Regions from separate parts of the Homo sapiens genome. Here regions 2 and 3 are each linked to region 1. Evidence: chromatin loops called from intact Hi-C (ENCODE). Cell type or tissue: Caco-2. All regions are shown on one strand.

Region 1 (8,000 bases):
GCCAGAAATGAGGAGGAAACCCAAAGCTGAAACCAAGAGCCTGGCCTGGGAGTTTAGGGAACAGATGACTAGGACTCAGGAGAGGCAGGGAAGCCAGAAGACACCTACTTCAGAAGGTTTTCCGCTCCGGTCCTCATCCGCACGGCTTTCAGGATCTGCTGATTCAAAGCAGCTCTTTGATTCTGCAATTTACTCCGGCCGGTTTGTGCAAGGGGATTACAGCCCTGAGGAAAAATAAGAGATGCCCCTTCAGAGGTCGGCCACTCTAAAAATGATGACAGGGTTTAATATAATGGAAAATGTTTAACTTTAAAAATAATCTTTTCTGAAAACAAAGCATCTACATAGAAAATATTGAAAAGTATAAAGAAAAGTCGCTCATAACAACACAATTGCAAAACAGCCACTGTGAATTGGTCTTTCCTTCTCATCTATTTTATTTATGTAATTTATTTTAGAGACAAGGTCTGAGCTAGGCACTGTGGCTCATGCCTGTAATCCCAGAACTTTGGAAGGCCAAGGCGGGTGGATCACCTGAAGTCAGGAGTTCAAGACCAGCCTGGCCAACATGGTGAAACCCTGTTTCTACTAAAAATACAAAAAATTAACCAGGTGTGGTGGTGGGCGCCTATAATCCCAGCTACTCAGGAGGCTGAGGCACGAGAATCGCTTGAACCTGGGTGCTGAAGGTTGCAGTGAGCCGAGATTATGCCACTGCACTCCAGCCTCGGCAACCAAAGTGAGACGCTGTCTCAAAAATAAATAAATTAATTAAAGACATATCTCTAGGGCAGAGTTATAAGATCAAACCTTTCAGGGCTACCCATGGGCCAGCCCAATCATCCTCCAGGACAGAAAGGCACCCACACCCTTGTGACCGCTTTCCCCCTCACTGTTACTGAGTATCTACTTTTTTTTTTTTTTTTTTTGGAGATGGAGTCTCGCTGCGTGCCTAGGATGCAGTGCAGTGGCGCGATCTCGGCTCACTGCAATCTCCGACTCCTGGGTTCAAGTGATTCTCATGCCTCAGCTTTCCAAGTAGCTGGGACTACAGGTGCATGTCACCATGTCCAGGTAATTTTTGTATTTTTAGTAGACACAGGGTTTCGCCATGTTGCCCAGGCTCGTCTTGAACTCTTGACTTCAAGTGATCCACCTGCCTTGGCCTCCCCAAAGGGCTGGGATGGCAGGTGTGAGCCACTGCGCCTGGCCTACTTTTTTTATTTAGTAACAGCTTTATGGAGATATAATCCATATACCATACGTTTTGCCCTTTTAAAATAAACAATTCATTGGTTTTTAGTATATTCAGGAGTTACAGAACCATCAGTGCTATCTGATTTTTTTTTTTTAGATGGAGTCTTGCTGTGTCATCCAGGCTGCAGTGCAGTGGCACAATCTCGGCTCACTGCAACCTCTGCCTCCCAGGTTCAAGTGATTCTCCTGCCTCAGCCTCCCGAGTAGCTGGAATTACAGGTGCCCACCACCACGCCTGGCTAATTTTTGTATTTTTAGTAGAGACAGGGTTTCGCCATGTTGGCCAGGCTGGTCCTGAACTCCTAACCTCAAGTGATCTGCCTACCTCAGCCCCCCAAAGTGCTGGGATTACAGGCGCGAGCCACCACGCCCATCAACCACTATCTGATTTTAGAACATTTTCATCAGCCTAAAAAAAAAGCAAGTAGCCATTAGCATCGCTCCTCATTTCCTTTTCCCCTTAACCCCAGCCCTAGGCAACCACCAATCTACTTTCTGTCTTTACAGGTTTGCTTATTCAAGATTATTTCATATAAACGGAATCATATAATATGTGGCCTTTGCATCTGGCTTCTTTCATTTGCCATGATGTTCTCAAGGTTTATCCAGGTTGTAGCATGTATCAGAACTTTGTCCGTTTTTGTCCCTGAATAAGATTTCATTACATAGATACACCACACTTGTGTACTTTATCCATTCATCATTCATCATACAATGGGCATGGGGAGTGTTTTCACTTTTTGACTATTACGAATAAGGCTGTTTATGTGCGTACAAGGTTTTATATGGATATGTGCTTTTGTTTCTCTTGGCTATAAATATAGAAATAAAATGTCTAGATCAGGTGGTTTTTTTGTTTTGTTTTTATTTTTGATTCTGTTTTTTTGAGACAGAGGCTTGTTCTGTCGTCCAGGCTTGAGTGCAGTGGCTCGATCTCGGCTCATTGCAACCTCTGTCTCCCAGGTTCGAACGATTCTCCTGCTTCAGCCTCCCGGGTAGCTGGGATTACAGGCGTGCACCACCATGACCAGATAATTTTTGTATTTTTAGTAGAGAGGCGGGTTTCATGATGTTGGCCAGGGTGATCTCAAACTCCTGACCTCAAGTGATCCGCTTGGCTTGGCTTCCCAATATGCTGGGATTACAGGCGTGAGCCACTGAGCCCGGTCTAGATCATATGATTTATTCTATGTTTAATGATTTGAGGAACTATCAGGCTCTTCAAAGTGGTTATACAATTTTACAACCCAACTAACAGGATGAGAGTTCCAATTCATCTACATCTCACCAATACAGGTGCTGGTCTATCTTTTTTATTACAGCTACCTTATGTGTGTGCTGTCTCACATCGTGGTTTTGAATTGTGTCTCCCTGACAGTTAATGATGTTGAATATCTTTTCATGAACTTATTGGCCAACTGTATATCTTCTTCGAAGAAATATCAATTCAGATCCTTTGCCCATTTTTTTTTTTTGAAACAGGGTCTCAGTCTGTCACCCAGACTGGACTGCTGCAGTGGTATGATCTTGGCTCACTGCAACCTTCACCTCCTGGGTTCAAGTGATTCTCCTGCCTCAGCCTCCTGAGCAGCTGGGACTACAGGTGCATGCCACCACGTCCGGCTAATTGTTCCATTTTTTGGTAGAGACAAGGTTTCACCATTTTTTTGCCAGGCTGGTCTTGAATTCCTGACCTCAAGTGATCTGCCCATCTTGGCCTCCCAAAGTGCTAGTCTTACAGGTGTGAGCCACCACACCCAGCTCTCCTTTGCCCAGTTTTAAACTGGATTGTCTTTTTATCTGTCTGGTTGAAAATTATTTTTAATTTCTGTCAAGTTGACATGCAAAAATAGATAGCTCATTCTTCTAATTTGTATGTTTATTATAACAGTGAAGGTAAAGGTTTTTCCATATAATCTTGACACTTTAATTTCTTTTTCAACAAATTGTCTGTGTTCTCTGACCATTGTGCCCTGGGGTATTTGGATTACAACGCTTCACGCTAAAAGTTTAAGATCAGAATAAAAGCTGCATTTTAGCTGAATGGTGTTCTTCCCACCCCAGACAGGTAGAAGCCTCAGGACCTGGGATACGCCCACATTCCTCTTTGCCGCTTATCTCTAGGTCCTGCCCACTGCGGTTACTCCCTGGGAGCGGTCTGGCGGGTAGTATTACGTGGTGAAGAGACTGCCCTTTCTCTCTCCCTGAGTCACATCTCAGGCCTGCACACACCTGGCCTCTCCGACCTCTGCCCAAGCCACACCCATGGCCTGGACCCCAGGGAGGGAGATGTGAGTTATCTATAGCGGAAACCTCCTCAGGAATCCCAGTATTCTCCTTCCACAGAGATTTCTCATTCTTGGCCAGAATGGTCATGGTAGCTCACAACTGTAATCCCAAGCACTTTGAGAGGCTGAGGCCAGAGGATCGCTTGAGGCCAGGAGTTTGAGGCTGCGGTGAGCTACAATTGCGCCACTGCACTCCAGCCTGGATAACAGAGTGAGACTCTGTCTCTACAAATAATAATAAAAATTTTTAAATAATAATAAAAATAAAAGACTTCTCATTCTCATTTCCCATCAGGTCACCACCACCCATCCCCCACATAGCCCCACAACCTAATTTTCCCTGTCTCGCAAGGACACTTTCCCCCAAGTTCAAATTGCACAGATATTCGGAATTCGAGTTGGCTTCTGTAGACAGGCTGGAGTGCAGTGGTACGATCTCAGCTCAGTACAGCCTCTGCCTCCTGGGTTCAAGTGATTATCCTGCCTCAGCCTGCTGAGTAGCTGGAATTACAGGCACCCACCACCACACCCAGCTAATCTTTCTATTTTTAGTAGAGATGGGGTTTCACCGTGTTGGCCAGGCTGGTCTCGAACTCCTGACCTCAGGTGATCCACCCGCCTCGGCCTCCCAAAGTGCTGGGATTACAGGCATGAGCCATGGCATCCAGCCCTGGAATGGATTTTAAAATTAATATCGTTTAAAGCATTAAACGGTTTCCAATTTTGTCTTTCTTCAGATTTAAGATTAAAATATCTTTGGCCGGGCATAGTAGTTCACGCCTGTAATCCCAGCACTTTGGGAGGCTGAGGCGGGTAGATCACCTGAGGACAGGAGTTCGAGAACAGCCTGGCCAACATGGTGAAACCCTGTCTCTACTAAAAATATAAAAATTAGCTGGGCGTAGTGGCATGCGCCTATAATCCCAGCTACTCTGGAGGCTGAGGCAGGAGAATCACTTGAACCCGGGAGGCAGAGGTTGCAGTGAGCCAAGATAACACCACTGCACTCCAGCCTGGGTGACACAGCGAGACTCAGTCTCAAAAAAAAAAAAAAAAAAAACTTTAATGTTAAGCTATTATAATTAAATATTAAATAACTAAAATAACTGTTCATCTCTTTCCTTTCCACTTCCAAAAATGACGACGATTCAGTTTGACTCTGAATTACCTGGATCACCACTGCTGTGTTTCATTTTACAGGGAAGCTTGAATAACTAATTCCTTTACGTACATTCCCAGAGCTCAGATAAGCAGCCATTCCAAACTACGGATAAGAATGTTTTTTTTTCTGTTCGTATACTTTCCCCAACTTCTGCTGGCCTGGAATCAGTACGCCCTAACCAGCCCATAGATATGTGGTCAGGTTTCTAGATAAGGCATAGGAACACTTAGGGTTAGATTTGACTGAGTAATTGGGCCCGAAACCACATTACTTATTCCTGACAGGTAGGAATGTTGGGCTTTGCTGGGGAACACAAGAAACACCCACGGGGCTGTGTGTGGAAACTTCCCTGAGAGGTAAATCTGGACAAGACTGTCAGAAAGACTCCCTGGCATCACCAGAAACTATTGGCCATCTACTAGCCCCTGCCAGGGGCTGCTCTGTAGGGGACAAGGTGGCGGGTCCACCATCCCCACCCATACATTTCTCACCCCACCCCCTATCTTGTGTAATAACGAGACCTTAGCCCTGAACAAACAGCTTCCAGAATAGCCTCTGCAACTCAGAGACAGGGATTGGTTCTCAACAGAACACAAAGCCGCTCTGAGACTGGAGTGAGGGTTTGCACCAGGGACTGGGGCTAAACCTCTCACACCTGTGGGGCCAACTGAGCTGTCCTGACCTCGGGATCTGCTGTTGACAAGTTCTACAGTGAAGTGAGACTTTCTCCTCCACAGAGTCTATTCCCTTCCCACACTAAGGTTCGGACATTTCCGTCAGTCCCGAAACTTGAAGAGTGGGCAAACAGCCAACACCCAAGAAAAGCAAGTACTGAGTGAACCCCCGTGTCATCACCAGCTTTACAGGCAACTCCTGGGGTCGGCCCGCTTATGTGGACCCTGGTACAGCATCTCGGATCCCATGGTTCTGCAGCAAGGAGGCTATATGAGCAACTTGAGATCCTAGAGGCAGGCAGTAAAAGTTGGGGTGGGATTTAAGACCCTGTCCTTCCTGCTGCTCCAGGATGAGCGGTGAGGCGGTGTGAGCGGTAGGAATGCATGCAACCCCCAGACACCCCTTCATGGGTGATGGCTGCCCACCATCACCCCACATCTTTTGGGGGAACAGTGATGCCAGCCCACTCTCCCGCCTCATAGCCCATGATGGCCTGGTGGGGGGCAGGGGTGTGTGTGTAAATCCATGCTCCCCCAACATCCTTTCCAAAGGGAAGAACATCTGACTTCTGCCTGGCCCATTGGAAAACCAAAGCCTGAAGATCAGGGTCAATCGAAACCCATCAGGAAGAGGTCCTCATTGGCCTTGAACCTGGGAGGCTGTGACACTGAGCAGTTGCAGCCACCTTACCACCAGCAGAAGAGTGTCTCCCTAGACAGGGAACCAACCCCAGGTGGGCTGAGCTGAGAAACAGATTTGGCGATGTCATCTGAGCCCTGGATCAAGCTAGGCCTGAAGCCATCCCTCTGTACTTTTCATTTACAGCAACCAATTCATTCCCTTCTTTGTATCTCAATTTTCTGAATTGAGATACAATTTATATATAATAAAATACACATATTTTAAGTATATAGTTCAATGAGTTTGAACAAACATATAAACCTGCGTAACCATCACTCCTATCAAAATACAGAACACAGAACATTTCCATCATCCCCAGGCAACCAATACTCTGATTTCTATCACCACATATTTTTGTCTGCTTTTGAACTATGTAAATGTAATCAGATAGGATGTAGACTTTTATGTCTGGTTTATTTTGCTCAATACCATGTTTTCAGATTCACCCATGCTGTTTCATTTACCAGTAGTTTGTTCCTTTTTTTGTTTTTTTAGACAGAGTTTCGCTCTTGTTGCCCGGGCTGGAGCACAGTGGCGTGAACTCGGCTCACTGCAAACTCCACCTCCCGGGCTCAAGCGATTCTCCTGCCTCAGCCTCCTGAGTAGCTAGAATTGCAGGCACCCGCCACCACACCCGGCTAATTTGTGTGTTCCTTTTTTATTGTGGGATAGAATTCTATTGGAGGAACATACTAGGGTGTGTTTATCTGCCAAAGTTATTTTGGATTAAATTTTCTAGCACCTGCAACTAAAAAAGTACTAACTCAAATAAGTTTACCTAGAGTGAAAACTCTTTTCTTTCCTTTGAGACAGAGTCTCACTCTGTCACCCAAGCTGGAGTGCAGTGGCATGATCTCAACTCACTGCAACCTCCGCCTCCTGGACTCAAGCGATTCTCCTGTCTCAGCCTCCTGAGTAGCTGGGATTACAGGTGCACACCACCATGCCCGGCTAATTTTTGTATTTTTAGTAGACACAGGGTTTTGCCATGTTGGCCAGGCTGGTCTCAAACTCCTGGACTTAAGTGATCTGCCCACCTCGCCCTCCCAAAGTGCTGGGACTACAGGTGCGAGCCACCGCACTGGCCTAGAGTGAAAACTCTCTTTACAGGTCACTTACATGCCCTTAATGTACAGTCAGATTGTTCACCTGTAAGACACGTATTTAAGAGCAGCACCTAGACAAAGCCCACAGGCAGGAAGACTGTACTTCCAGGGATCATTTCTACAGTTCGTTACTAGAGAAGTTTCTCTGTACGTGTACAGCAACCGTTTATATTAGTGTGGCACACACCTATCTGAAAGCTTTGAGTGCAGCAATGCGGATTCACCTTGCTTGTAACTACTGTTCTTAAGCTCATAAAACAGCTAAATAATGTGGTGTAACAACTAAATGTGTGCCCAGAGAAAAGCCTCAGAATGTTATCCTAGGTGAAATCTGTTCAGTGAACAGACAGATCACAGCTACAGTGACATTTCTGCCACTGTTACAAGTTTCTTACAAAGTGAGAAAGTGGCTGTCTAAAATCAGACAAAGGCCTGGTGTGGTGGCTCACGTGTATAATCATGGCACTTTGGGAGGCTGAGGTGGGCGGATCACTTGAGGTCAGTAGTTTGAGACCAGACTGGCCAACATGGTGCAACCCTGTCTCAAGCAAAAAATACAAAACTTAGCCCAGGCGTGGTGGCGTGTGTCTATAGTCCCAGCTACTCGGGAGTCGGAGGTTGCAGTGAGCCGAGAACTTGCCACTGCCCTCCTGCCTGGGTGACAGAGTGAGACCCTGTCTCAAAAAAAAAAAAAAAAAAAGAATTAAAGTCAGAAAGAGAGCCCTTACCAAAAACTGACCGTGCTGGCACCTTGATCTTGGATTTCTAGCCTCTAGAACTGTGAAAAATAAATTTATGTTAAGTTAAAAAAAAAATATAAAACTGGAGGCA
Region 2 (8,000 bases), 52 kb after region 1:
GGCCAGGTAAAATTATTTTCTATTTTATAAAGGGGGAGTCATTGATAAATGAGTCTACTTTCTTTCTTTCTTCTTTTTAGAGGTTCTTTATTTTCTTTTTTTTTCCCCCTAATCCTCAAGTGGAATCAGGTCAAAGATTCTTTCTTAAAATGCATTTTTAAAATGGTGACTTTGCCATTTCATTATTACCATTTCTGTTTTTTTTTGAGACGGGGTTTCGCTCTGTTACCCAGGCTGGAGTGCAGTGGTGCGATCTTGGCTTACTGCAACCTCTGTCTCCTGGGTTCAAGTGATTCTCCTGCCTCAGCCTCCTGAATAGCTGGGATTATAGGCATGTGCCACCATGCCCCACTAATTTTTGTATTTTTAGTAGAGACGGGGTTTCACCATGTTGGCCAGGCTGGTCTCGAACTCCTGACTTCAGATGATCCACCTGCCTCGGCCTCCCAAAGTGCTAGGATTACAGGCATGAGCCACTGCGCCTGGCCACCTTTTCTTTCTTTCTTTCTTTCTTTTTTTTTTGAGACAGAGTTTGACTCTTGTTGCCCAGGCTGGAGTGCAATGGCGCGATCTCGGCTCACCGCAACCTCCACCTCCCGGGTTGAAGCGATTCTCCTGCCTCAGCCACCTGACTAGCTGAGATTACAGGCATGCGCCACCACCCCGGCTAATTTTGTATTTTTAGTAGAGATGGGGTTTCTCCATGTTGGTCAGGCTGGTCTTGAACTCCTGACCTCAGGTGATCCACCCGCCTCGGCCTCCCAAAGTGCTGGGATTACAGGCGTGAGCCACTGCGCCCGGCCCACCTTTTCTTTTTATAAACGTGTTTTTTTTTCAGTCTTTTAAACAAAAATGCTACTTGTTAGAGGCTCCTTTCCGCAGAGAGTAGGAGTTCTTCCAGCGGGCAGTAGAGTAGCAGCGGCCCTTAGACCCCAGCCACCAGCGTTGGCCCAGGCCGCATTGATCAGTTGATGAACATTTCTTCCTTTCTCCTCTTGGAAGCCACATTTCCACCCCTGCACTGCTGCTTGGCTTTGTTCTCCACTCCTCTTCCTGTGCTGGGACCTGGAGCCATGGCTGTTGTGGGGACTGGAGGGCAGTGTTGGCAGTAGGGACATGGCATTCACCTCTGGTCACTGTTTTCCAGAAAACTTGTGTGTGTGTTGGTCGATCTGGGACCCCCGTTCACTTCTCTCTTGGTGATCTTGAAGTGCTAACATGGTTTCCAATCACATCCTTAAAGTAGCTTTATCCCTGAAGATCCCAGACATACCCTAACACCTGTGCTCAGTTTGAAACCTTGTTTTTTTAAAGGCTTTTGGTGTAGGTGCCCTGGAAGAGGAAGATGATGATATCTATGCCACAGAAACTCTATCCAAGTATGACACTGTTCTGAAGGACGAGGAGCCTGGAGACGGACTCTATGGCTGGACAGCACCCAGGCAGTATAAAAACCAGAAAGGTAATTCGACAGCCACAAACCTAATGGCAGGACCAAGTGTCAGGGTATCAGGAAGGAGGGGCTGCAAGAGCGATACAGGAGCACCAGCCTCTGTTGTTGGTCAAAGTCACGGTAAGAAACAAAACAAAGAAGCGAGGCCCAGCATGGGAAGTGAAACAAATGCAGGATTCAGACCTGGCCAAGGCCAAAGCCAGCTGTCAAGGTGGGGCCCAGGTGGGAGGGAGGGAGAGGTCTGTAATCAGGGAAAGAGGAATGCCTGGACCAGTGACCACATGGCTGGTCAGAGCTGGCAGTGGGTCAAAGGGAAGCACCCAGAGCTCGAGGAACTGGGCAGGTGGCCAAAGGAGGCCAACACATGCAGCAGGTCAGAAGGTCAAGCCAGGGGACCAGGAGGCAGGTACACCAACAGCCTGCAGCAAGATGGAGCTGGGCGCCCAGTCCGTCTTCTCCCTTGAGTCCCTGGCTCTGAGGAGGCTCTTGTTGGGATAAGAGGCTGACATCTCTCAACACAACTTTAACTTCATGCTGTGTTGAAATTTCAAGGTGAATCAGATCCTGTGGTTTGAAGTCACATTTCAGTTGTTTCCAGAAAAGGTGCAGGGCCAGACAGTGTAGAGTCGGTATTAGCAGCATGTGATTTGGAGTCAGTCAGACCTGGGTTTGGATGCCAGCTCTCCATTGCCCAGCTTTGTGACCTTAGGCAAGGCTCATAACCTCTCTGGGCATTGGAGTCCACATTTGTAAAGTGAGGATAAAATCCACTCCAGAGGTGGTTGTGAGGATTAAGTGGCATAACTCAGTGTCTGGCAAAGCACCTGTCCCAAAGACTGAAGAAGTGGCACCTACTATTCTTTGGTTATCATACAGTCATGTGTCACTTGACTGGGATGGTATGACAGGGAACCCAGGGTTTTACACAGGACACTGGAAGGGCATGTGTACCCAGTGTTAGGAGACTTAACCTCCGGGTGGTCAGTGGGCTGCTAGTACTTACTTCCTTTTTTTTTTCCTTCCAATGTTTTTCTTTTTTTTTCCCCTGAGTCATTTAGCTTCTGAGCCTTCTTCCTTTTGCCTCCCTATAGTTTCTGATTTCTGTCCCCAAACTATGGATTATTTTTATATAACTTAAATGAAGATATATTAATATATCATAATATACTATTTAATTTTAATACTATATTATAATCAATATACCATTATATATTGTATATGATTTATATTTTATATAATTAATATATCAATACTATTGGTATATTATGTAACATACCAATACATTATTACATAGTAATGTATTGATCTATTTTAATTATTCATTATTTATTAAAAGTGGTGGGAGTATGAAATTGATAATATCCTATATCTGTTAATATAAATGATATTTAATATACAACATATTAATAACAATATATCAATCCTTTAATAATTAATGATATGTAATGACATATATTTAAGTCCGCCTGCTGAACCACATCTTTCACTTTTCCCTCGTGCACCAGCTTTGCCCCCAGCTGATTGGTTCTCACTCCTTCCACTGAGCTCCGAGCCTGTCCTTGTCCCTCTCTGCTGTGGCCTCTCTCCCCCAGCTTCCTCTCTCCCCCCCTGCAGGGTCACAGCATCTGTAGTTTTGACTGTATGATTTTCTATTCGGTGAATCTATCTTTATTTTACCTAGTCTCCACGGTTGATTTTTTACATTTTTAAATTTTTTTTTTTTGAGACAGAGTCTCACTCTGTCACCCAGGCTGGAGAGCAGTGGCATGATCTCGGCTCACTGCAACCTCCGTCCCCCGGGTTCAAGCGATTCTCTTGCCTCAGCCTCCTGAGTAACTGGGATTACAGGTGTGCACCACCACGCCCAGCTAATTTTTTTTTTTTTTTTTTTTTGAAGAAGGAATTTCCCTCTTGTTGCCCAGGCTGGAGTGTAATGGCCTGATCTTGGCTCACCACAGCCTATGCCTCCCGGGTTCAAGCAATTCTCCTGCCTCAGCCTCCCAAGGAGCTGGGATTACAGGCGCCTGCTACCACGCCCAGCTAATTTTTGTGTTTTTAGTAGAGATGGAGTTTCATCATGTTGGCCAGGCTGGTCTTGAACTCCCGACCTCAGGTGATCCGCCCGCCTCGGCCTCCCAGAGTGCTGGAATTACAGGCGTGAGCTACCATGGCTGGCCATGGTTGATTTTTAAATTCTCATTTTTTTTTTCCATGATCAATAGGGCTATAATGAATATTTTTCTGATTCTGTCTTTATGTACATTTGTTTATTTCTTCAGAATTCTTCAGAATGAACTCATAAACATGAAATTTCTGGGTTTTGAGATAATACAAGTTCCAAGAATGTGAAATTGAATCCCACATTACCTGAAGAAATTTTAGTAAGTTCTAGAAGCTTTAAAAAAAGCCCAACATGCCAGGTGCATTGGCTTACACCTGTAATCCCAGCACTTTGGGAGGCTGAGGCAGGCAGATCACGAGGTCAGGAGATCGAGACCATCCTGGCCAACATGGTAAAACCTCGTCTCTACTAAAAATACAAAAATTAGCTGGGTGTGGTGGCACATGCCTGTAATGCCAGCTACTCGGGAGGCTGAGGCACGAGAATCACTTGAACCCAGGAGGCAGAGGTTGCAGTGAGCCAAGATTGTGCCACTGTACTCTAGCCTGGTGACAGAGCGAGACTCCATCTCAAAAAAAAAAAAAAAAAAAAAAAGCCCAACAGGAGTCAAAGCACAAAGAATGGTTTTGTGGGGAGGGGAGAGATGTGGTGGTGCTGAATGATGAGTGGCTAAAAGCCTTAGCTCATCTGCACTGCTTGCTGTTCCTGCTTCAGGCCTGAGCTCCTAGCCTGTGAAAGAGCTTTTGATGGTCATGTAGAAGGGGCTTTTTTTTTTTTTCAGAAGGGGCTTTTGAGTGCAGAGAATACAGTTCATTTATACGGACTTTTGGCGTAACCAGTACGTGCAGGAAAACCTTGAGAATCAAATCAAAGAGCTTTTGTTGGTGGGGTTGTCTCTATGACCAGAAGACGATCCCCACCTCCAGGTCAGAGGGCATTGGTCATTCAGTTTCCTATGTCTGTGATCTTTATGTCTTGTTAAAGATTACAGGCTGACCTGGTGGCATTGCCTTTCATCCCTATTTGGATTGTTGCTAAGGAGATGGCCAGGTAGTCACCCTGTAGTTCTTCACCTAGTTTTACACATGACGCTCTCACAGTTGTGATTTGTATTTTCCTCCATGCTTGTCCTTTTGGTGGTTTTTCTTGATCTTTTACTCCACGGGGTATATCCTTTGGTGCCCCTAAGGTACTTCTTCTAAAAATCACGTCAATATGCTTGTCTTGGAGGACCACAGCCTTGTGACCTGGGTAGCCCAATCTGTCCAGGGCGGTGTGGGCCGGGCCTTAGTCACTGAGTCAACAGAGGTGTGGGGCTTTGCTTACCACTTGTTCTTCCCTTTACTGCTGCTGTTGAGTGATAGCATGTATGACACGTACTATTTATGTTCTTAGAGATAAGAACGTAAAATGCTGATGTGTTCTGTCTTATTCTAATCATCTCTACTTCTGGAATTAATCTATGACATCATTTTGTAGAATCAGAGAAAGACCTTCGGTACGTTGGCAAAATTTTGGATGGATTTTCCTTGGCTTCTAAACCTTTATCTTCTAAGAAAGTAAGAAAAACTTTTTTTCTTTCTTTTTTTACTGGTTTAGTTCTTAAAATATTTGCTGCTATGTGATCTGAGTTCTATTAACAACAGGAAAGATAAGTAAATTCTGTTTTCAAAAAACAACAGCCTGGTTACTAGTGATTGTCTAGAAAAACATTCTACATTAGAAATACCAGGGCGAGGCGCAGTGGCTCATACCTGTAATCCCAGCACTTTGGGAGGCCAAGGTGGGTGGATCACCTGAGGTCGGGAGTTTAAGACCAGCCTGACCAACATGGAGAAACCCCGTCTCTACTAAAAATACAAAATTAGCCGCACGTGGTGTCGCATGCCTGTAATCCCAGCTACTAGGGAGGCTGAGGTGGGAGAATCACTTGAACCCAGGAGGTGGAGGTTACAGTGAGCCAAGATCACACCACTGCACTCCAGCCTGGACAACACGTAAAACTCTGTCTCAAAAAAAAAAAAAAAAAATCAGTTGGCCAGGCGTGGTGGCTCACGCCTGTAATCCCAGCACTTTGGGAGGCCAAGGTTGGCAGATCACCTGAGGTTAGGAGTTTGAGACCACCCTGGTCAATATGGCAAAACCCCATCTCTACTAAAAATACAAAAATTAGCTAGGTGTGGTGGTGGGCGCCTGTAATCCCAGTTACTCGGGAGGCTGAGGCAGGGAGAATTGCTTGAACCTGGGTGGCAGAGGTTGCAGCGAGCCAAGATCGCACCATTGCACTCCAGCTTGGGCGACAAGAGCAAAACTCCGTATCGAAAAGAAAAGAAAAGAAATATCAGTCAGTAGCTACATTGTGATAAAAATATCTAATTTCTATTTTTTTTTTTTTTTTTGAGATGGAGTCTTGTTCTGTCACCCAGGCTGCAGTGTAGTGATGCAATCTCAGCTCACCGCAACCTCCGCCTCCCAAATTCAAGCGATTCTCCTGCCTCATCCTCCTGAGTAGCTGGGATTACAGGCGTGCACCACCACGGCTGGCTAATCTTTGTATTTTTAGTAGAGATGGGGTTTCACCATGTTGGTCAGGCTGGTCTTGAACTCCTGACCTTGTGATCCGCCTGCCTCAGCCTCCCAAAGTGCTGGAATTACAGGCGTGAGCCACCGCGCCCGGCCGCTAATATTTCAAATTCAAACTTCAAGTGAGTGGTTATTTACATGAAAAGAGACATACATTAGAAAGAGAATGAAATTGCTATGATTCTAGGGGAAATGTAGGTTAAGGAAAAGTAGAAAACATTCAGAAAGCTGGATAACCCATAGCCCTGGTTCCTCCCCATGCTCTGAAGCTAGCAGGGGCAAGGTTCCCTGGCCTCCTCAGCTGGGGCCGAGCAGAAGGGAGAGAAGCCGTGTGCAGGTGGGTGAAGTTGGAGGAGAGCTCTGCGTGCCTTTGCAGATTGCTTTGTTTTTGTGAGATGCTGTCACAGCCACATGTGAAGCTCTTAGGCCACATGGCGCTCTTCCTGTCACCACCAAAGTCACATGCTCACAGGCACACTCAGGAGGGAGTTAGGGTGCTGGCCAGCCCAGGAGGGGTGTCTGGCCATCTGCCTTGTCAGCATTCCTGTTTTAGATTGTTTCACGCTTTAATCAGCTTTTTGTTTTTTATTCAGCAAACATTTGTTCAGTACCTCTAAGGATTGGCCTGTGCTTGTCTGGGACACGGGAGGCCAGGGGACAGTTTTGATTTGTTTCATTGTGATAGTTCATGTGTTGTGATAGCCAGCAGAATATATCTAGGACAGTGTCGGGCATACAGTAAGCTGCTATTATTACCAGAAATGTCAAATAACATTAAAGGAAAATGCAGGTGTTTTACATGTATGAAAAGGAAGCATAAGGCCGGGCACGGTGGCTCACACCTATAATCCCAACACTTTGGGAGGCTGAGGCGGATGGATCACTTGAGGTCAGGAGTTCGAGACCAACCTGGCCAACATGGCGAAACCCCACCTCTACTAAAAATACAAAAATTAGCCAGGCATGGTGGTACGTGTCTGTAAACCCAGCTACTTGGGAGGCTGAGGCAGGAGAATTACTTGAGCCTGGAAGGTGGAGGTTGCAGTGAGCCAAGATTGTGCCACTGCACGTCTAGCCTGGGTGACAGAGCAAGACTCCATCTCAAAAAAAGAAAAAAAAAGAAAAGGAAGCATAGTTTAAAAATGATGGAGAAGCACTCACTGGTCCTTAGGATAAATAGGCCAGCCTGGCCCCAGGTAGCTCCCATCCAACAAAGGTAGCAGATACACAAATACAGAGTCGTGGGCAAACATCCCTAAGTGGAGAGACACAGTCCTGGGGGTTCCTGGCGCTTCTCTGGAGTAGGGCTTTGGGCAGGAACACTTCAGAGGAGGGCTGTGTTCATCTAGCCTTTCACACACAGATTTAGATGGTTCTCTAGATCTGAATCTAGAGGTCAAACAGAACAATGATTTGGCAGACAGACAGAGAGAAATACTTTCAATCCAAGACTGGGCATGGTGGCTTACGCCTGTAATCCTAGCACTTTGGGAGGCCAATGCGGGCAGATCGCTAGAGTCCAGGAGTTTGAGACCAGCCTGGGCAACATGGTGAAACCCCATCTCTACAAAAAATACAAAAAAAAAAAAAAATTAGCTGGGTGTGGTGGTATGTGCCTGTAGTCCTAGCCTCTTGGGGGCCTGAGGTGGGAGGATTGCTTGAGCCTGGGAGGTCCAGGCTGCAGTGAGCTGTGATTGGCTGCTGCACTCCAGCCTGGGCAACAGAGTGAGACCCTGTCTCAAAAAAAAGAAAGAAATACTTTGAATCCCATGGAGGATATAGAGAAGTTGTGGACACACTCCTCCTTTCTGCCATGTTCCTCTGGGTTTTTGTGTGGTGGTA
Region 3 (8,000 bases), 71 kb after region 1:
GAAGCTGTCAAACTGTATTCCAAAGTTATTTTTGCCTTATGTATTTTGAAGTGCACTTCTTAGGTGTATATACATTTAGGATTGCTATTTCTCTCTTTTTTTTTTTTTTTTTTTTTTTGAGATGGAGTCTTGGTCTGTCCCCCAGGCTGGAGTGCAGTGGCATGATTTCGGCTCACTGCAAGCTCTGCCTCCCCTCCCGGGTTCAAGTGATTCTCCTGCCTCAGCTTCCCAAGTAGATGGGACTACAGGTGCGCACCACCATGCCTGGCTAATTTTTGTATGTTTAGTAGAGATGGGGTTTCACCATGTTGGCCAGGCTGGTCTTGAACTGGGATTGCTATTTCTTTTCAGTGAATTGATCTTTTTTTTTTTTTCTCTGACACCGGCTTTTACTCTGTGCCCAGGCTGGAGTGCAGTGTTGTGATAATGGCTCACTGCAGGCTCGAACGCCCAGGTTCAAGCAATCCTGCCTCAGCCTCCTGAGTAGTTGGGACTGCGGGCACACACCACCATGCCTGGCTAATTTTTTTTTTTTTTTTTTTTTTTTTTTTTTTCAGAGAAAGGGCCTTGCTATGTTTTTCCAGGTTGGTCTCAAACTTCTGCTCTCAAGCAGTCCTCCTGCCCTGGCCTCCCAAAGTGCTGGGATTACAGGCGTGAGCCACCATGCCCAGTTGACCCTTTTAACATTATGTAATATCATCTTTATCCCTGGTAATTTTCTTTAGTGTTTGCGTAGTATATATCTTTTTCATCTTCTTTTTAACACATCTGTTTCATTATATTTAAAGTGGGTTTCTTTTTTTTTTTTTGAGATGAAGTTTTACTCTTCTTGCCCAGGCTGGAGTACAATGGCACTGTCTCGGCTCACCGCAACCTCTGCCTCCCGGGTTCAAGCAATTCCCCTGCCTCAGCCTCCTGAGTAGCTGGGATTACAGGCAGGCACCACCATGCCTGGCTAATTTTGTATTTTTAGTAGAGACGGGGTTTCTCCATGTTGGTCAGGCTGGTCTTAAACTCTTGACCTTAGGTGATCTGCCCGCCTCAGCCTCCCCAAAGTGCTGGGATTACAGGCATAAGCCACCGCGCCTGGCTAAAGTGGGTTTCTTATAAACACCGTGTCACTGAGTCTTTCTTAAAATACATTTTGATAATTTATATTGGACATTTGCATTTAATGTGATCATGGATATTTTTGGATTTACGTGTATGATGTTATATTTTCTGTTTATTACCACTCTTTTTTGTTTCTTTTTTTCCCCTTCTCTGCCTTCTTTTGGATTACTTGAATAATTTTTATATTCCATTTGAATTTTTCTATTTTTTTTCTCTTGGTATTTTTTTTTTAGTGATTGCTCTAGGGATTATAGTATACCTACTTACCTTTTTACAGTCTACTGAGAATTAAATGTTTTACCACTTCCAGTAGAATAGAGAAGCTTTAGCACTATGTAGGTCCTTTTACTCTCCTCCCTCTATGCTGTCTTACATATTACATGTACACACAATGAAAATGCCATCAAACCAGTGGTGATCATTTTTGCTTTTAGTCATTAAACATATTTTAAAAGAACCGATGCAGAGACAATAGCCTACTCTGTTTAATCAGATATTTTCTATTTCTGTTGCTCTTTCTTCATCCTTGAAGTTCCACGTTCCCCTCACCTATCATTTCTGTCTGAGGAACTTCCTTTAGCATTTCTTTTAGACCAGTTCCAACAAGTGATTCTCTTAAATTGCCATTATCTGAGAATGTCTTATATTTTGTCTTCATTCCTGAAGGATGTTTTTGCTGGATATAGAATTCTGGGTTGATAATTTTTGTTTTGTTTTGTTTGTTTGTTTTTTGAGACGGAGTCTCGCTCTGTCACCCAGGCTGGAGGGCAGTGGCGCGATCTCAGCTCACTGCAAGCTCCACCTCCCAGGTTCACGCCATTCTCCTGCCTCAGCCTCCCGAGTAGCTGGGACTACAGGCGCCCGCCACCACGCCTGGCTAATTTTTTGTATTTTTAGTAGAGACGGGGTTTTACTGTGTTAGCCAGGATGGTCTCGATCTCCTGACCTCGTGATCCACCCGCCTCGGCCTCCCAAAGTGCTGGGATTACAGGCGTGAGCCACTGCGCATGGCCAATTTTTTTTTAAATTAAACTGCTACTTCCTCCGGGGTTTCGTGATTTCTGATGAGAAATCTTCAACCATTCAAATTGTCCTCAGGCTGGGTGTGTTGGCTCACATCTATAATCCCAGCACTTTGGGAGGCTGAGGCAGGGGGCTTGTTTGAGGCTAGGAGTTTGAGACTACCCTGGGCAACATCGTGAGACCCCATCTTTTACAAAAAATTAAAAAACTAGTTGGGTGTGGTGGCATGCACCTGTGGTCCCAGCTACTCAAGGGGCTACGGTTGGAGGATCACTTGAGCCCAGGAGGTCAACACTGCAGTGTGCTATGATCGCACCATTGCTTTCCAGCCTGGGTGACAGAGTGAGACCCTGGCTCAAAAAACCCCAAAACAAATTATTATTCCTCTGTACATAATGATGTGATTTTTCTCCTAGCTGCTTTCAAGATTTTTACTTGGTCTTTGGATTTTAGCGGTTTGATTATGATGTATCTGGGTGTGAATTCTTTTGAGTTTATTTTGTTTGGGGTTTGTTAAGTTGCCTGAATCTGAGTTTGGAAATAGAACAGAGGCACAGTGCTCTACTGCATTTTTGGGGATCCTAGTAGCTGGGATTACAGACGCCCACCACCATGCCCAGCTAATTTTTGTACTTTTAGTAGAGACAGGGTTTCACCATTTTGGCCAGGATGGTCTCGATCTCCTGACCTTGTGATCCACCCGCCTAGGCCTCCCAAAGTGCTGGAATTACAGGGGTGAGCCACCACGCCTGGCCCGGTTTTGCTTCTTTGACCTCATCAGCACATTGTACAGTTGTTGACTCGGAAACACCACAAAAATAGAAGCTATGTGAGTGATCACTGTTTAGTTGGGTGGTGTGTGGCTATGGATACCCATGTACATGAGCATAAACATAAATATGTGTGTCTGGGAGTGTATTCTAGAATGTCTCCTCCCTTTTACCCTTGCCTCTGTATCCCTGACTCTTATTTCACTGTCAATACAGACCGTCAACAAAGATGTGGACGCACAGGCTGAAGGAGAAGGGAGCCGCCCATCCATGGACTTATTCAGGGCCATCTTTGCCAGTTCCTCAGATGAAAAGTCCTCATCCTCCGAGGATGAGCAAGGTGACAGTGAAGATGATCAGGCAGGCTCTGGGGAGGCCAACTTCCAAAGCTCCCAAGACACTGACTTGGGGGAAACATCATCTGTGGCTCACGGTATGTCAGTATTTCAGACTCGGGGATCTAAAGGAGAAGACAATGACTCTAGGACAGCTGCTTCTCTGTTTACTCTATAATCTTAAACCCGAATGATTAGCAATCAATGATATGTAATCTTTTATATGTATATAATTTTTTTTTTTTTTTTTTTGGAAACAGGATCTGGCTCTGTCCCCAGGGTGGAGTACAGTGGCGCAATCTTCGGCTCACTGCAGCTTCCACCTCCTGGGCTCAAGCAATCCTCCCACTTCAGCCTCCTGAGTAGCTGGGACTACAGGAATGTGCCACCACCCCTGGCTAATTTTTGTATTTTTAGTAGAGATGGGGTTTCACCATGTTGGCCAGGCTAGTCTCTAACTCCTGACCTCAGGTGATCTGCCCACCTCAGCCTCCCAAAGTGCTGGGATTACAGGCATAATCCCAGTGCCCGGCTAGTTTTCCAGACTTTTAAAATTTTTATATCTCTTCTATCTGAATATATAGTAATCTGCTTAAAAAACAAGATTATTAACGTGAATATGATCATTTATCTTCAAGGTTTTTTCTTTGATAATTTATTTTGAGTGAAACTTGTCTCCCGCAGTTCTCTGTGATGGGACATACATAGTCTTACATTCCTGATGGTTTGTAAGATTTTCCTTCTCAGATGGCCCTTTCTTGGGGACACATTTCTACTTTTCAGGTCTTAGGGGCGCTAGGCTACGTGCCCACGGGTGCACTTGGCACGCTGTACCTCAGCCATTGCTGCCCTTGGTTGCAGGTGCCCTCGTGTGACTGACTTCCAGCTCTGGAGTTCACAAGGGCAGCACCGGGGTCTGCGTGTTCACTGCTGCATCCTTAGCACCTGGCAGGAGTGAAGTGGTGTGGGCAAGCATATGTTATCTGGTGGCAAAAGACATGAATGAAAGACTCAGAGACATTAACATGGGGCAGACGAATGACATGAACACCCCGCTGTTTTTCAGCTCTTGTGCCAGCACCCCAGGAGCCGCCACCTTCCTTCCCGATACAAAAGATGCAGATAGATGAAAGAGAAGAGTTCGGCCCGCGGCTGCCTCCCGTCTTCTGCCCCAGTGAGTGCAGAGCCCTTTGGTTCGCCCATTTTTATCAGTGTGTGATTGCCCTGAGATGGGGACAGTGTGACTTAGAGCCGACCAAACATACGTGCTTGCTTCTGGTTTATATGTTTTCAGTCATATTTTAAACCCGTTGTCTCCACCTAGTGCCTGAAATGATAGTTGTTTCTATACACCTTCAGAGACCTCCAAACTTTATTTCCTTTACCTGCCACATGTTTACAGGAGGGTCCTAAGTATCTTAAGTTTTGTTATAGAAATATAAGTTTCCCAACAGAGCTTAAAGAAAAAGAGCCTGGCCGGGCACAGTGGCTCATGCCTGTAATCCCAGCACTTTGGGAGGCCGAGGTGGGCGGATCACGAGGTCAAGAGATCGAGACCATTCTGGCCAACATAGTGAAACCCCGTCTCTACTAAAAATACAAAAATTACCTGGGCGTAGTGACGCACGCCTGTAGTCCCAGCTACTCTGGAGGCTGAGGCAGAAGAATCGCTTGAACCCGGGAGGTGGAGGTTGCAGTGAGCCGATATTGCACCATTGCACTCCAGCCCAGGTGACTGAGTGAGACTCTGCCTCAAAAAAAAAAAAAAGGGGCTGCAGCCAGGCACAATGGCTCTAGCTGGGCTGGTGGCTCACACCTGTTATCCCAGCACTTTGGGAGGGCGAGGTGGGAGGATTGCTTGAGGTCAGGAGTTTGAGACCACCCTGGTGAATTTGGTGAAAGCCCATCTCTACTATAATTTTTATAAAAATTATAAAATTTTATAAAAATATAAAATACAAAATTATATATTTTATATATAAAAATTATATATATTTTTATATTTTATAAATTTTATATATTTTACAAATTTATATATTTTATATATTTATATATTATATTTTATATATTTTATATATTTATATATTTATATATTTATATTTTATATATTTATACTTATATATATATAAAATATAAATTTAAATATTTAAAATAAATATATTTTAACTTAATTTAAATATATTTCTAAATATATTTAAATAAAATATGTAAATATTTAAAATAAATATATATTCATATATAAATACATATTAAAATATATTCATATAAATATATATATTTAGATATTTTATAAATTTTAATATATTTTTATAATTTTTTATATATAACAATTATATATAAAAATTATATATAAAATTATATATTTTATACATAAAAATGATATATAAAATTATATATAAAATTATATATTTTTATACATTAAAATTTTATAAAAATATAAAATATAAAAATTAGCCAGGCATGGTGGTGTGTGCCTGTAATCCCAGCTAGTAAGGAGGCTGAGGCACCAGAATCATTTGAACCTGAGAGGCAAAGGTTGCAGTGAGCCGAGATCGAGATCGCGCCACTGCACTCCAGTCTGGGTGACAGAGCAAGACTCTGTCTCAAAAAAAAAAAAAAAAAAAGGTAAAAGAGGCTGGGTGCGGTGGCTCATACTTGTAATAGCAGTTTGGGAGGCCAAGGCAGACAGATCGCTTGAGCCCAGTAGTCCGAGACAAGCCCAGCCTGGGTGACACAGGGAGACCCATCTCTATTTAAAAAAAAAGGGTGGGCACGGTGGCTCACGCCTGTCATCCCAGCGCTTTGGGAGGTCGAGGTGGGCAGATCACGAGATCAGGAGATCGAGACCATCCTGGCTAACACGGTGAAACCCCATCTGTACTAAAAATACAAAAAAATTAGCCGGACGTGGTGGCATGTGCCTGTAGTCCCAGCTGCTGGGGAGGCTGAGGCAGAAGAAGGGCGTGAACCTGGGAGGCGGAGCTTGCAGTGAGCCAAGATCGCACCACTGCACTCCAGCCTGGGCGACAGAGCAAGACTCCGTCTCAAAAAATAAATAAATTAATTAATTTAAAAAAAATTAAAAAAGAAAAAGAGAAATTAAAAAAATAGTATACAAAATTGGAGGGGAATTGCAAGAAGAGTATTTAAGACTAATATATTTTTAAAATTTTATTTATTTATTTATTTATTTTTCAGACAGGGTCTCACTCTGTCACCTAGGCTGGAGTGTAGTGGTGCTGTCATAGCTCACTGCATGACTTCTGGGCTGAAGTGATCCACCCACTTCAACCTCCCACAGTGCTGGAATTACAAGCGTGAACCACTGCACGCAGCCAAGCCTCCTTTTTTTGTCTTTTTCTTTTTCTTTTCTTTTCTTTTTTTTTTTTTTTTGAGATGGAGTTTTGCTCTTGTTGCCTAGGCTGGAGTGCAATGGCGCAATCTCGGCTCACCGCAACCTCCACCTCCTGGGTTCAAGCGATTCTCCTACCTCACCCTCCCAAGTAGCTGGGATTACAGGCATGTGCCACCATGGCTGGCTAATTTTGTATTTTTAGTAGAGATGGGGTTTCTCCATATTGGTCAGGCTGGTCTCGAACTCCTGACCTGAGGTGATCTGCCCGCCTCAGCCTCCCAATGTGCTGGGATTTTAGGCGTGAGCCACCGCACCCGGCCGCCAAGTCTCCTTTTTACTTTAGCTAATGTAGCAAATACAATAAAATGGTCCTCTCAGAAGTAAATACAATCTATCCCCCATTCTGTTCCCCAAATATCTGTCAACAACTTCCATTTAGTTGCATCTTAAATTGGCATTTCAAGTTAAAACATTTACACTGGTTTATCATCTCTTTGAGGGCTGGGTTTACAAACATCTATAACATGGCCCAGATATATAACTAACATAAAAATATCATTATTCACTTTATAGTTTCTCATGGTGCCCATATGTGAATACTGGTTTGATTAGCTAACTGCTTTCAAAGACAGGATTAAAAAGCAGAGAAAAAAAGTATGAAGTTTTGACAAATTGCAGTGAATGTATTTCTTATTTGCTATAGTTGTTCAGCACTTTTGTTTTATTTTGTTTTGTTTTGAGACAGAGTCTCACTCTGTCACCCAGTCTGGAGTGCAGTGGCGCGATCTCGGCTCACTGCATCCTCCACCTCCCAAGTTCAGGTGATTCTCCTTCCTCAGCCTCTGGAGTAACTGGGATTACAGGTGCCTGGCTAATTTTTTGTATTTTTAGTAGAGACGGGGTTTTACCATGTTGGTCAGGCTGGTCTTGAACTTCTAACCTCAAGTGATCCACCTGCCTCAGCCTCCCAAAGTGTTGGGATTACGGTCGTGAGCCACTGTGGCCTGGTTGTTCGGCCCTTTAGTTTCTTTTTTTTTTTTTTTTGAGACGGAGTCTCGCTCTGTCACCCAGGCTGGAGTGCAGTGGCGCAATCTTGGCTCACTGCAAGCTGCGCCTCCCAGGTTCACGCCGTTCTCCTGCCTCAGCCTCCCAACTAGCTGGGACTACAGGTGCCTGCCACCACGCCTGCCTAATTTTTTTATTTTTAGTAGAGATGGGGTTTCACCATGTTAGCCAGGATGGTCTCGATCTCCTGAACTTGTGATCTGCCCGCCTCAACCTCCCAAAGTGCTGGGATTACAGGCGTGAGCCACCACGCCCGGCCGGCTCTTTAGTTTCAAACTGGTATCAGCACTTGAAAGCCAAGTCTTTTATGTCCCTTTACCATAATGTCTTTGATACCCT

Evidence for each region. A loop is a pair of places that touch in the nucleus more often than their neighbours do. Peaks named below come from ENCODE experiments on the same cell type or tissue, not always from the same donor. Only the 100,000 strongest peaks of a DNase experiment are listed, where the experiment ranks them.
Region 2: a loop joins it to region 1, with 9 times the contacts of the local background. A loop is called at or near these places in 4 of 110 quality-filtered maps.
Region 3: it touches region 1 in a loop (2.5-fold over the local background); 4 of 110 quality-filtered maps call a loop at or near these places.

The regions. Positions count from the first base shown.
Region 1 is chr19:33,044,141-33,052,140 of GRCh38, forward strand. RHPN2 (rhophilin Rho GTPase binding protein 2) reads right to left here. Exons shown (of 15, transcript NM_033103.5): 2 at 109-224. It also overlaps the pseudogene LOC124904805. Among named protein-coding and RNA genes, the nearest start is that of RHPN2, 17 kb to the right of the region's middle. RefSeq lists an enhancer at 4,140-4,858. In Caco-2, no CTCF peak of the experiment used is centred here; DNase peaks (open chromatin) are centred at 3,461, 5,001 and 5,131.
Region 2 is chr19:33,096,441-33,104,440 of GRCh38, forward strand. GPATCH1 (G-patch domain containing 1) reads left to right here. Exons shown (of 20, transcript NM_018025.3): 7 at 1-6; 8 at 1,315-1,462; 9 at 5,055-5,134. Among named protein-coding and RNA genes, the nearest start is that of GPATCH1, 19 kb to the left of the region's middle. In Caco-2, no CTCF peak of the experiment used is centred here; DNase peaks (open chromatin) are centred at 1,761, 4,541 and 4,861.
Region 3 is chr19:33,114,703-33,122,702 of GRCh38, forward strand. GPATCH1 (G-patch domain containing 1) reads left to right here. Exons shown (of 20, transcript NM_018025.3): 16 at 3,123-3,339; 17 at 4,308-4,415. Among named protein-coding and RNA genes, the nearest start is that of WDR88, 13 kb to the right of the region's middle. RefSeq lists an enhancer at 3,748-3,917. In Caco-2, a CTCF peak has its summit at 4,581 (motif pointing left); no DNase peak of the experiment used is centred here.